Regions from separate parts of the Homo sapiens genome. Here region 1 is linked to region 2. A link is an interaction called in ENCODE POLR2A ChIA-PET data of the cell type or tissue named here. Cell type or tissue: endothelial cell of umbilical vein. All regions are shown on one strand. Each heading gives the region's core, and the rest is flanking DNA. Links, peaks and the distances in the headings are about the cores only. Region 1 overlaps SLC7A11 (solute carrier family 7 member 11). Region 2 has its middle 250 kb from the start of LINC00498.

Region 1 (5,393 bases), core at 63-5,062, 360 kb before region 2:
AGGTATCTTATTATTTCTAGTGCAGACTTCTTAGGTAATGTGTTCATTACCATTTTTATAACATATGTAGTGAAGGATTCTTTCTCAGGATTATATATCCAACTATTTGAATACATATATAATAATTAAATTTATTCATGTTTAATCTAAGGCAATTTCGATAATTATCAGAATCATAAAGAAATATTTTTTGCATGTTTTCATTAATACTTCCATTAACATTTTGGCATTTGCTATGTTGTTAAGAAGTATTCTGAAAAGTAGAAAATCATATTAAAAAGTTGCTGTATTAATAGGATTTGGGGGTAAAAAGAACAAAAGACAAAAAGAGGAAGATTAATGTCATTGGTAGGTACTTGGGAAGTTACTTTAATTAGTTAACATTTTTTAAATCTGAAAGAAGAAAAATAAGTCAAGTTAATAAACCATAGTACACAGAAAAATAAATTTTGGACTATAAAAGACTCAGCCATATACATGGACTATATCTTTATATAGAGCAGATTTAATTATGAGAGATAACACTACCAAGATAATTTGAAACACCATGAGCTTTAAATTTAAAAGCACTATACAGATTCTCTTCATCCACTTGAACAGCTAAGAGTAAAAACGACCTCTATGCAAATACAAGTTATACTCAATGTTGACTTATTCAGAGAAAAATAATAATAATTGAGGCTACTTTTCCCTTCAGATTAAAAAAGAGTATTACAAACTTTTAATAAAATTATATAGTAATTGGTTGATATATCTATAAAAAGGCAAGTGGAATAGATTGCCTTGAAATACAACTTAGTATATAACATAAAAATACATTAATTTTATTATTATAATGACAAGTATCAATGTAATATATTGTAAGTATCATAAATATAATATAATAAATAAAAAGTATCATCAATATAATATAATGTAAGTATCATAAACTAAGGAGTAATATGACTATTTGCTAATACTGGGATATTGAGAAAATTGGGGGAAAGTCAAGAGCCTATATTATATCAGGTTTAAAAAAAAAATCCATTCCAGATAAGGTAAAGAGTGGGCTGTAAAAAAGAAACCAGAAAAAACAAACAAACAGAAAATATGGGTGAGATGAAAATGATCTAGGGATGTAAAAATTTGCAGATCATAATAGCAATACAGAAATAAAAAATGATTATTATATCTAACTACAAATTATAGAAACAAAACCACAAGTTTTGTAAGCTGTGATCATAAAGAAAATTGAGTAATGTGAAAAACTGGGACAAACTTTTTACAAATAATATAATAGATAAAGAATCAATACCCATAATATACAAAGAATTCTGATGAATCACCAATATTCATGCTCCAAAATGGTAACCACGTGTAGCTGCTAAAAATGCTGGAAGTATTGAGCCTCACTGGTGATCAAATGAATGCATTTTCAAACCATGAGGTGTAATTTTTGCCTTTCAATTAACCAGGATTTTTTAAAATAATGACACCCAACACTATAAGTATTCTTAGCTATTGCTATTGGGAGAGGAAATTAATATATCCACTTTGGAAAGCAACTTGATAATAGACAGACCATTTTAAAGTTTGTTGCCTTTGACACAGCAATTCTCTTCTAGCAATCTATTCTAAGAGAATAATTGGATATGTAAGGATTTATATATGAAATGTATAATCCAGAATTATTATTATTTTTGCACCAACCTAATACATTAAGAAACATTAGGAATGTTTTCAATGTCCAACAAGAAAATGAGCACAAGAATATTGGCACATCCCCACAAAGAAATATTATACTAGCATTAAAAATGTTCTTAACTAACATCTAGGTGATATACGAAAATATAATAAAATGACATGAAATGAAGACGGTGAGACAGATCTATAGCACATAAGTAGAAAGAGCTGGAGTTGAGCTTGAGATGCAGCAAATCTAAATGGCAGGGCACACTTGGAAGAACCTTCCAGCTGTCAGGGATACAGCAGTAATGATACAGACAAAGCCCTGGCCTTGGGAATCAGACAATAAACAAACAAGTAAATACATTATATAACACCAAAGTTAGGAAGAAAAATGCACATTTACATTTATCTCAAGCAATATAATGCACTACATATATGCACACGCACGCACAAACTGTGGGGGAAACAAAATATCAAAATAATAACAGTGAGTACTTTTATTTGATGTGATTAAGATATTACAGGTGATTTTTAATTTCATCATATTTTTTTGGCATTTTAAATTTGTTTATCTATTATTATTAAAAGAAAGGAGGAAATGCTATATACTGTTACTGAAAATACTTACCACAATCATAAAGTTTTACTTTGACTTCCAATAAGGTACAGAATACATATAAATTTTCCTTTCTTCATTTGACTAAATGGATCATCGACCACAACTACTGGGTAGAGATTTGTGTTCCCGTCATTTAAAAATAGAATAAACAATATGTGTCCATTATGAGAAATACTGAAACAGGATAATCAGGATATCCTGTGTTTCTAAGTGCGCATAGATCAGAGGCAGGGAGTGGAGGAGGCAGGGTTAAGCAGGGAGGGAATTCCACCCAGGTATTGCTATAGAAATGGCAGCAATAGAGCAGAACTAGCACTATCTTTTAGAGAACAGGAAATACCTGCCCTGCCTAGTCACAGACTTGCATCATAAACTCAATGGTTTGAAAAGCACCTATGTATTCAAACTGAAGATTTCTCCCTTGCTGCAGTTCAGAGTCCACGTTGTGACTTGGCATAAAGACAAACAATTCCGCAGCTCAGAGAAAGACATCATTGAGTTCAATTTCTAGTGGCTTTCCCCCAACATTTGCCACTTGATCACTTCTCCTTGGCAAGAGGACACTGCACTGTGAGGAATAAATAGCTAAACACTTACATACATTTAAAACACATTTAACCTTTTTCCACAAGACCCAGAGCAGCTAGCGAATAGTACCTTAAAATCATGACCTCCACTTGCTGTCTATCTCCCTCGTTTCTTTTTGTCATTTTCTGGCTGAAAACAAAGTTAATCTTCTTTTCTATTTCAATTTCTCTTTTACTTGCCTCAGGCCAGAATATAGAAAGTGAGACTTTGTTTGACAATATCAATAACAGAAAAATTAAATATTGCCTCCACAAATGATATTTAACCTATTTTAAGAGCCAGTGTATCTGTAAAGATGTTAAAGACAATAAAAAGCAGCTATTTCCTTATAATATTCTAACATTTCAGCATTTCCTAATTGTAAACTTTCTATTTTAATCTTCTAACCAAATGACCTTCAGTAAACGACCTGAAATGGATTAACTTACTTCAACTAGCCTAGCACCCTCTTTCATTATCTATTTGACTAACAGCTTTAGAAAGTCAAATGCAGGCAAATTTTAATGCTCTGACACATTTTTAAAAGCAGTTTTGTTCTATTCTCAAATGACATAGAGGTCACTTCTAATGATTACATTTCCCCCAGCTAATTTCAAGGCTAAAATCTTGCCATAGCCATCTTTCTTAGATTTCTATTCAACAACACTAAGCATTTGGAAAGAGTACTAGAAAAGGATCAGGATTTTAACTTATAAATATAGACAAATTAATCCATCTCTGTGGCTTCTATTTCGTTAGCTTCACAATAAAAGGGTTGTGAATTTTGATGGTTCCTCCCCTCCTAACTCTAACATCACAGGCTTTGACAATTTATTTTCTCAAGGTCAAATTAATTGTGGTTTTAATTATGACAATGAGTCCAATACACTAAGCCAAGTCAATGTGTGAATAGAAGAAGGTAACCAAGTAGAGAACTCTTTGTACACACGGGTAATATGATAATTGAAACCATTTTGAAATGTAGAGACATTACTATAATAAATCCTTTGCTATCTATCTCTTAGAGAACGGCCATGACCATAGACTATCAGGGAGGAAGAAGAAATAGCATCATGAAAAGCCAATAGAAGAGATTCTTCGGAAGAGGTGGGACTTGGGATACCAAGAAAAGCATTGTGCAAGGGGCAGTCTCCCAGGACCTAGAAATGACTTTGCTCATAAAATCATACATTCTATTCTTTAATATCTCATTTTGTGTTATATGGCTATGTATTATAAGCTCTAGTTTTTACATATTTTGGCCTATTTTAATGCTATGCCATGAACTTGATATCATGAACTATTTTTCATATAGTATTGTACAGCTTGATATATAAAACAGTGGCCTTTGTATTTGATCACTGCATTCTCAATAATATGTATCAGTACGGGTTATTGTTTAAGCTTTTGTCACAGCAAGATGTATTTCTTCCACTTCTATAATTTTAAGAGAAAGCATATAAGAAAGGGAAAGAAAGATAATATGGTACAGCACTAAATAGCCAGGAAAACCATGTGATTTAAAAAACTATGAGCCTGTCTCCTTAGAAAAACAATTATAAAAATATTGTATGTTCTTGAAAAACAACCTCCAGCATTGGAGATTAGAAATGCTTCAACTCTGAGACTGAGATAATTGTCATTTCCCATGGCCGGGTGTTTCAAGTAAGAGTGTCTTTTCCCTCGTGAGAATGGGTTTTCTCAAAGCCAACAGTCAAGCAGTACAGAAGAAAAGAAACAGCTTCCCCATGTCCACAAATCCTGATCTGATAGTCCCTATGGGTGACAAATGAACTAATGACATGATGTTTAATACCAATAAAAAGCATACCATTAAATAAGTATCTACTATGAGCAAAGCATTGTCAGACACAGCCATAAATTATATCTAATTCTCACAACGATCTTAAGGTAAGCATTAGAATACCCACTTAGGTGGGAAAAGGAATGAATTAATGCAGACTTTTGAAAGTCATGACAAGGATCGCTCCCTCTCTTTCTTTATGTATGCAGCATATTAGAAATATATAAATGCAATCCTAACTAAATTATGGGGAATGTCTAATACTGAAATGTAGCAGACCCATCAGAAAAGATTCCTCTCATATAATTGCATCTATGGATACTTATGGGCAATCCCATATGTCTATGCTCTTGAGAAAAATAATGAATCACATAATAAAAGACTAATATAAACCTTCTGGACCACAGAGGCTACAGACCATTTTATATCTTCTGTGGGCATATATAATAAAAGTAGTAAATAGGATTAGGGATTCATCATTATACCACATTAATGGCACCCTTAACAAGCATTTTTAAAATCTATATTTTTCCTGGTACACTCCTTATATCACAAGACACTCTACTTAAGGTGATCCCTTAAGTAGAATTCAATTCTATAGGTTGGATATGATCCTAGATCTTCAGATGTAATAACTAAGTTTCCATTTTGAAGGGGTGCCAGTTTGGACTCATTTCCTCCATTTACCCATTCAAACTTTTTAACATTTTCTGAGACAACTGAGGAAACTTTGGT
Region 2 (5,393 bases), core at 301-5,300:
TTAAATGCATTTTGACTTAACAGTATTTTCAACTTACGATGGGCTGATTGAGATGTAACCCCATGGTAAGTAGAGGAGCATCTATATTATAAATCCAGCCAAATATTCTCCTCATTGCTGAGGTCAGAAGTCTAGGACTTCTCTTCCCTCTTATGTAATAAGTCTTAATGTTTTGTAAGTGTGACTTTTCCTTTTCTCACAGATCTATCCTCTCTCTTCTGTTTCTACTGCTTGGGTCAGTCTCTCAACTATCTTTGATTTAGACACTTTGAATAGCATTCTAATGTGTTTCCATGTCATTGATCTTTCCATTTTCCATCCATTCTTTATGGTGCTCCTGAGTTAATTTCTTTAAAATATAGATTTGATTATCTATATACTTAATCAAAAGTCTTTTGCGGCTCCCTGTGACCTACAGAATAAAGCCCAGCTCTTTGCACAGCTTTCTACCCCTTTGCATAACACTTCTGGTAACATGAGGGACTGAAACAATATTAATATAAATGGGCTCACATCTCACAAGGAACATGGAAATGCTGATTAATAGATCCAAATATAGTGCTGGCGTGGCCGCCAGGAGGCGCAGCCAAGTCGCGGCTGCTCTTCCTGGTTCCCAGAGGCCCAGACTTGCACTTAGGAGCCAGCGCAAGCTCCGTGCGCATGCGCGCTCCCCGCTCACGCAGACAACGTGGCTCCAGTGGAGCAAGTTGTGGCGGATGCTGGGGCTTTCCTTCGGGATGCGGCTCTGCAGGACATCGGGAAGAACATTTACATCATCCGGGAGGTGGTCACTGAGTTTCGGGACAAGGCCACATGCAGGCGGCTCGCTGTCCTGCCCTATGAGCTGCGGTTCAAGGAGCCCTTACCAGAATACGTGCAGCTGGTGACTGAGTTTTCAAAGAAAACAGGAGACTACCCCAGCCTCTCTGCCACGGACATCCAAGTGCTTGCGCTCACATACCAGTTGGAAGCAGAGTTTGTTGGGGTGTCTCACCTAAAACAAGAACCACAGAAGGTTAAACTGAGCTCATCGATTCAGCACCCAGAAACACCTCTGCACATTTCTGGTTTCCATCTGCCCTCCAAGCCTAAACCCCCACAAGAAACAGAAAAAGGACACCCAGCTTGTGAGCCTGAGAACCTGGAATTTAGTTCCTTCATGTTCCGGAGAAACCCTCTGCCCAACATCGATCATGAACTGCAGGAGCCGCTGATTGACAGAGGTGAGGACGTTCCAAGAGAGGAGGAGGAGGAGGAAGAAAACGGGTTTGAAGACAGAAAAGATGACAGCGATGACGACGGGGGTGGCTGGATAACCCCCAGTAACATCAAGCAGATCCAGCAGGAGCTGGAGCAGTGCGACGTCCCCGAGGACGTGCGGGTTGGCTGCGTGACCACAGACTTCCCCAGGCAGAATGTTCTGCTGCAGATGGGGCTGCACGTGCTGGCGGTGAACTGCATGCTGATTCGTGAGGCCCAGAGCTACGTCTGGGCTGCCACGGCTGTTTCAAGACAACGTCTGACATGAGCCGAGTGTTCTGTTCACACTGTGGGAACAAGACCCTGAAGAAAGTGTCCGTGACCATCAGTGACGACGGCACCCTGCACATGCACTTCTCCCGCAACCCCAAGGTGCTGAACGCCCGCGGCCTCCGGTACTCGCTTCCCACTCCCAAAGGGGGCACATACGCCATCAACCCCCATCTCACCGAGGATCAGCGCTTCCCTCAACCGCGACTCTCCCGAAAGGCCAGGCAGAAAACCAACGTGTTCGCCCCTGACTACATCGCCGGGATGTCGCCCTTTGTCGAGAATGACATCTCCAGCCGCTCAGCTACCCTACAGGTCCGGGACAGCACCTTGGGAGCTGGGCGGAGACGCTTAAATCCCAACGCTTCCAGAAAGAAGTTTGTGAAGAAAAGGTGAAGAGCGAGTTCCCGCAGGCAAATTGGATGGGCGTCTGGCCGCCGTGGAGTTCCGGTGACCCATTACCCCAGCCATGTCGTCTCCAGGACCACCCGATGGAAATTAACAGGCGGGCTTCACGGTGCGGTTCTGCCCGCCCATGCCCTGCCGGGTCTGCACGGAACTGGACTGTCCCATGGCCTGTGAGCATCGGAGCGCCTGGCTGCCTGCCAAGGAAGGGGAATTGGATAAAAACAGGAAGAACAATGCCCTGGAGCCAATCTTTAAGAAAGGAGTTTCCAAAGGATAATATTTTTCTAATAAATGCGGCTGCAAGCTCCTGTGCATTTTATTAAATAGGCCAAATTTTTGCTGCTTAGGTCATCTCAAGGCTGACACTTGAGCTGTGTGCCCAGTTCAGATTTATCTTTTTGCTAGAAAATACAAGGTTATAATAAAACTAAAAAAAAAAAAAAAAAAAAAAAAAGATCCAAATATATATCTCACCTCAAAAGAAAGAACAATAAGAGCTGGGTTGGGGAAACAATAAGGAATGATAAAGCCTGTATAGTAAGCAGAAGATGCTGCCCAGCCATATAAAAGGGTTTCAGCCCCAGATAAGGGCTGTAGAGTGTAAGGGCTGAGCTTCTACCCACCACATGTGGAGAAAATATGTAGCTTTGGCCCATGTGAAAGGAAAATGGACCTAAAACACTGAATAAGTTCAACAGCCTCTAAGGTCTGGTCTATCTGTGGAAATGAGACTACAAAAATTCTAACCATTAGCCCAGAGGAAGCTGTAAGGAAGGCTGCCATTTGATCAGGCCAGTGGGAGAGGGAAGGTTCCAATGAGAAATCAAAACCTCAGGCCCATCCAGAATGGGTTTCGTTCTAAATTTGCATTGCCTGTGTTGTAAAGAAACCCCAAAATAAACATTGACCTAGGCTGTGAAATCCCCAGAGCCCAGTCAGAAGCAAACAGGAAGCTATTCAGTGAGAACATGTCTACAATTCAATGCTCATGGACATTTTCCAAAAAAAAAACCACAGAAGATTATTTTTCCAATAAAATATTACAAACCCTAGGAAAAAGCAATCCACCATGAGCCAGGGAAGATGCAACAATTGAGAAAGTAGTTCACCAAAAACTGGAGGTAGTAGAACACTTTGATAAAAGGAAAGAATATAGAGTTCGATTGGCTGTCATCGGACTAGTCTTGGAAACCAAAAACTACCAAAACAAAGGCAACTATTCTTTGAAAAGTTGTCTCTTTTAGGGGCCATGTGCTACCTTGATGTGGCTTCCTAGTGTACATTTCAATTCTCTGCTCCCTTCAGATTTCCTTTATCTACTTAAAAATAATAACTCTTTGCTCTTTACTTCCATTTGAATGTATTCTTCCATATGCCATATGGAAGCCAGTATAGCTTAGTGTTGTAACATTAGATTCCGTAATTAAAATTTCTGAATTTACCTTGATGCTGCCACTTACTGGCTGTGTGATCTTCAACTTCACCTCCTTTTTTTTTTTTTTGAGAGAAGTCTCACTCTTGTCCCCCAGGTGCTTGAGTGCAATGGCTCGATCTCAGTTCACTGCAACCTCTGCCTCCCAGGTTCAAACGATTCTCCTGCCTCTGCCTCCCAAGTAGCTGGGATTAAGGTGCCTACCATCATGCCTGGCTAATTTTTTGTATTTTTAGTAGAGACGGGGTCTCACCATGTTAGTCAGGCTGGTCTCGAACTCCTGACCTTGTGATCCGCCTGCCTCGGCCTCCCAAAGTGCTGGGATTACAGGGGTGAGCCACCACGCCCAGCCAACTTCACCTCTTTTTCAAGTTCCTCGCTTGTAAAATAAAGATAATGGTTTGTATCTAGCAGGATTGATGAAGAGATCTGATGACATAGCACTGTAAAGCCCTCTGCCTAGGACCTGGCACAGAAAAGTAATAAATAAATGTTATTCATTATTATTCTTACTAATTACCTTGCACACATTATCATATATCCCTGCAACAATTTTGTAAAAAAAAATTACCTCTATGTTACATATTGGGAAACAGTTCATGGAGGTTAAGTATTATACCTGAGATAATGTTGCTAGTAAGTAGTAGAGCTTGAGCATGAACCCAGATCTCTTTGACTCTGAGACCTACGTGGTCAACCTCTACACGATACTGTACTGATAAAACTACTCATGAGCCCAAAATGATCACCCTCAACCTTCTCTGCTAACTCCAGGATTCACCACTGATAGGCAACAATTTCTCTATGTCTTAATGTAAATTCATTTATTTACTGAACTTATCATGCTTCTAATATGAGTCTAAGCACTGCATAAGGCATGGGGGTCTACAGTAGGGAGTAATGCTGCTGCAATCTAGTGAGATGATCAGACAGTACCTACCCTAAGTAAAAGTGTGTGTGTGTGTGTGTGTGTGTGTTTAAAATTGTAAAGAGTACTGTGAAAAATATCACAGGGCACAGTAACAGGGTGACAAGTGAAATCTCCTTTAACAAGAGTGTCACAGAAAGGCATCTGCCAGAAGATAAAATTTAGGCTGAGACTTTTAAAGTGTTTAAAGGAGCCAATATGTGAGGAACAAAAGGCAGAGTAATCATGTGCAGAGGCCATAATGTGGAATTGCCGAGGCATATTGGAGGAATGCAGCAGTGCTGGAGCCGCTGAGGACAGGGGATCTGAGGAGAGAGAGCAAGCAAGGGAGAAGAGTGATGAGGAAAAAAGGAGCCGAGTGGTCATGGAGGTCCATGTTGTGGAGTTCAGATTATACATTAAGTGCAATGAGAAACCACTGAAATTTTTTAAGTAGAGGAATGACATGATCTGATAGTATTTTTTAAAAAATTACTCCAACTGGATAATGGGCTTAACAGATAACACACTACAAATGAAGAAACCAAGTAGGAAGCAATGGCAATGCATCAGTAGTGACAGGAGAGTAACAAAGCGAAATGAATAGAGGCAAGATATATTTTTGAGAGAAAATGAAGAACAGTGCTGATGGATTGAAGAGATTCTGACATAACAGGCTCTCACCCATTCAAGATTAGGCCTAATACATCTTGAGTCGCTGCTTAGTCAATGATTGGCTTCCTCTGAGCTCTGTGTCTATTCCCAACCAACCAGCTATGATCAGGGACCAGAGGCAGCATGAGGGGTAATCCTTGGAGAGGCTGTGGATGAAGCAGGCTCTATGAAAAAATGTCACATTTCTTCTATTCAATCTCATCTCCCATACTAGAGAGTGAGCTCTTCATGACATGAATTTTTATCTTGTCAAATTTGTACCCCCACATCAATTAACAATGTTTTTTACATAGTATGTGCTCGATAAATATATTTCCAAATAAACTAAATTACTCAAGACTAAATCAATGTCACATGAAATTGAAAATCTGTCTCTTTTTTTCTCCCTATCTCTTTTTGTATGTTTCCTTTCTGTCTCCATGTTCCTTTCTCTTCCATGTA

What was found. Peaks named below come from ENCODE experiments on the same cell type or tissue, not always from the same donor. Only the 100,000 strongest peaks of a DNase experiment are listed, where the experiment ranks them.
Region 1: POLR2A ChIA-PET joins it to region 2 with 5 read pairs; 1 of 35 experiments calls an interaction of 5 or more read pairs at or near these places.

The regions. Positions count from the first base shown.
Region 1 is chr4:138,197,077-138,202,469 of GRCh38, forward strand. All of the region lies in intron 6 of SLC7A11 (solute carrier family 7 member 11), which reads right to left. Among named protein-coding and RNA genes, the nearest start is that of SLC7A11, 43 kb to the right of the region's middle. In endothelial cell of umbilical vein, for the core only: no CTCF peak of the experiment used is centred there; a DNase peak (open chromatin) is centred at 2,685; H3K27ac peaks cover 637 bases.
Region 2 is chr4:138,560,016-138,565,408 of GRCh38, forward strand. It overlaps the pseudogene LOC152594. Among named protein-coding and RNA genes, the nearest start is that of LINC00498, 250 kb to the left of the region's middle. In endothelial cell of umbilical vein, for the core only: a CTCF peak has its summit at 606 (motif pointing right); DNase peaks (open chromatin) are centred at 2,136 and 2,856; H3K27ac peaks cover 1,429 bases.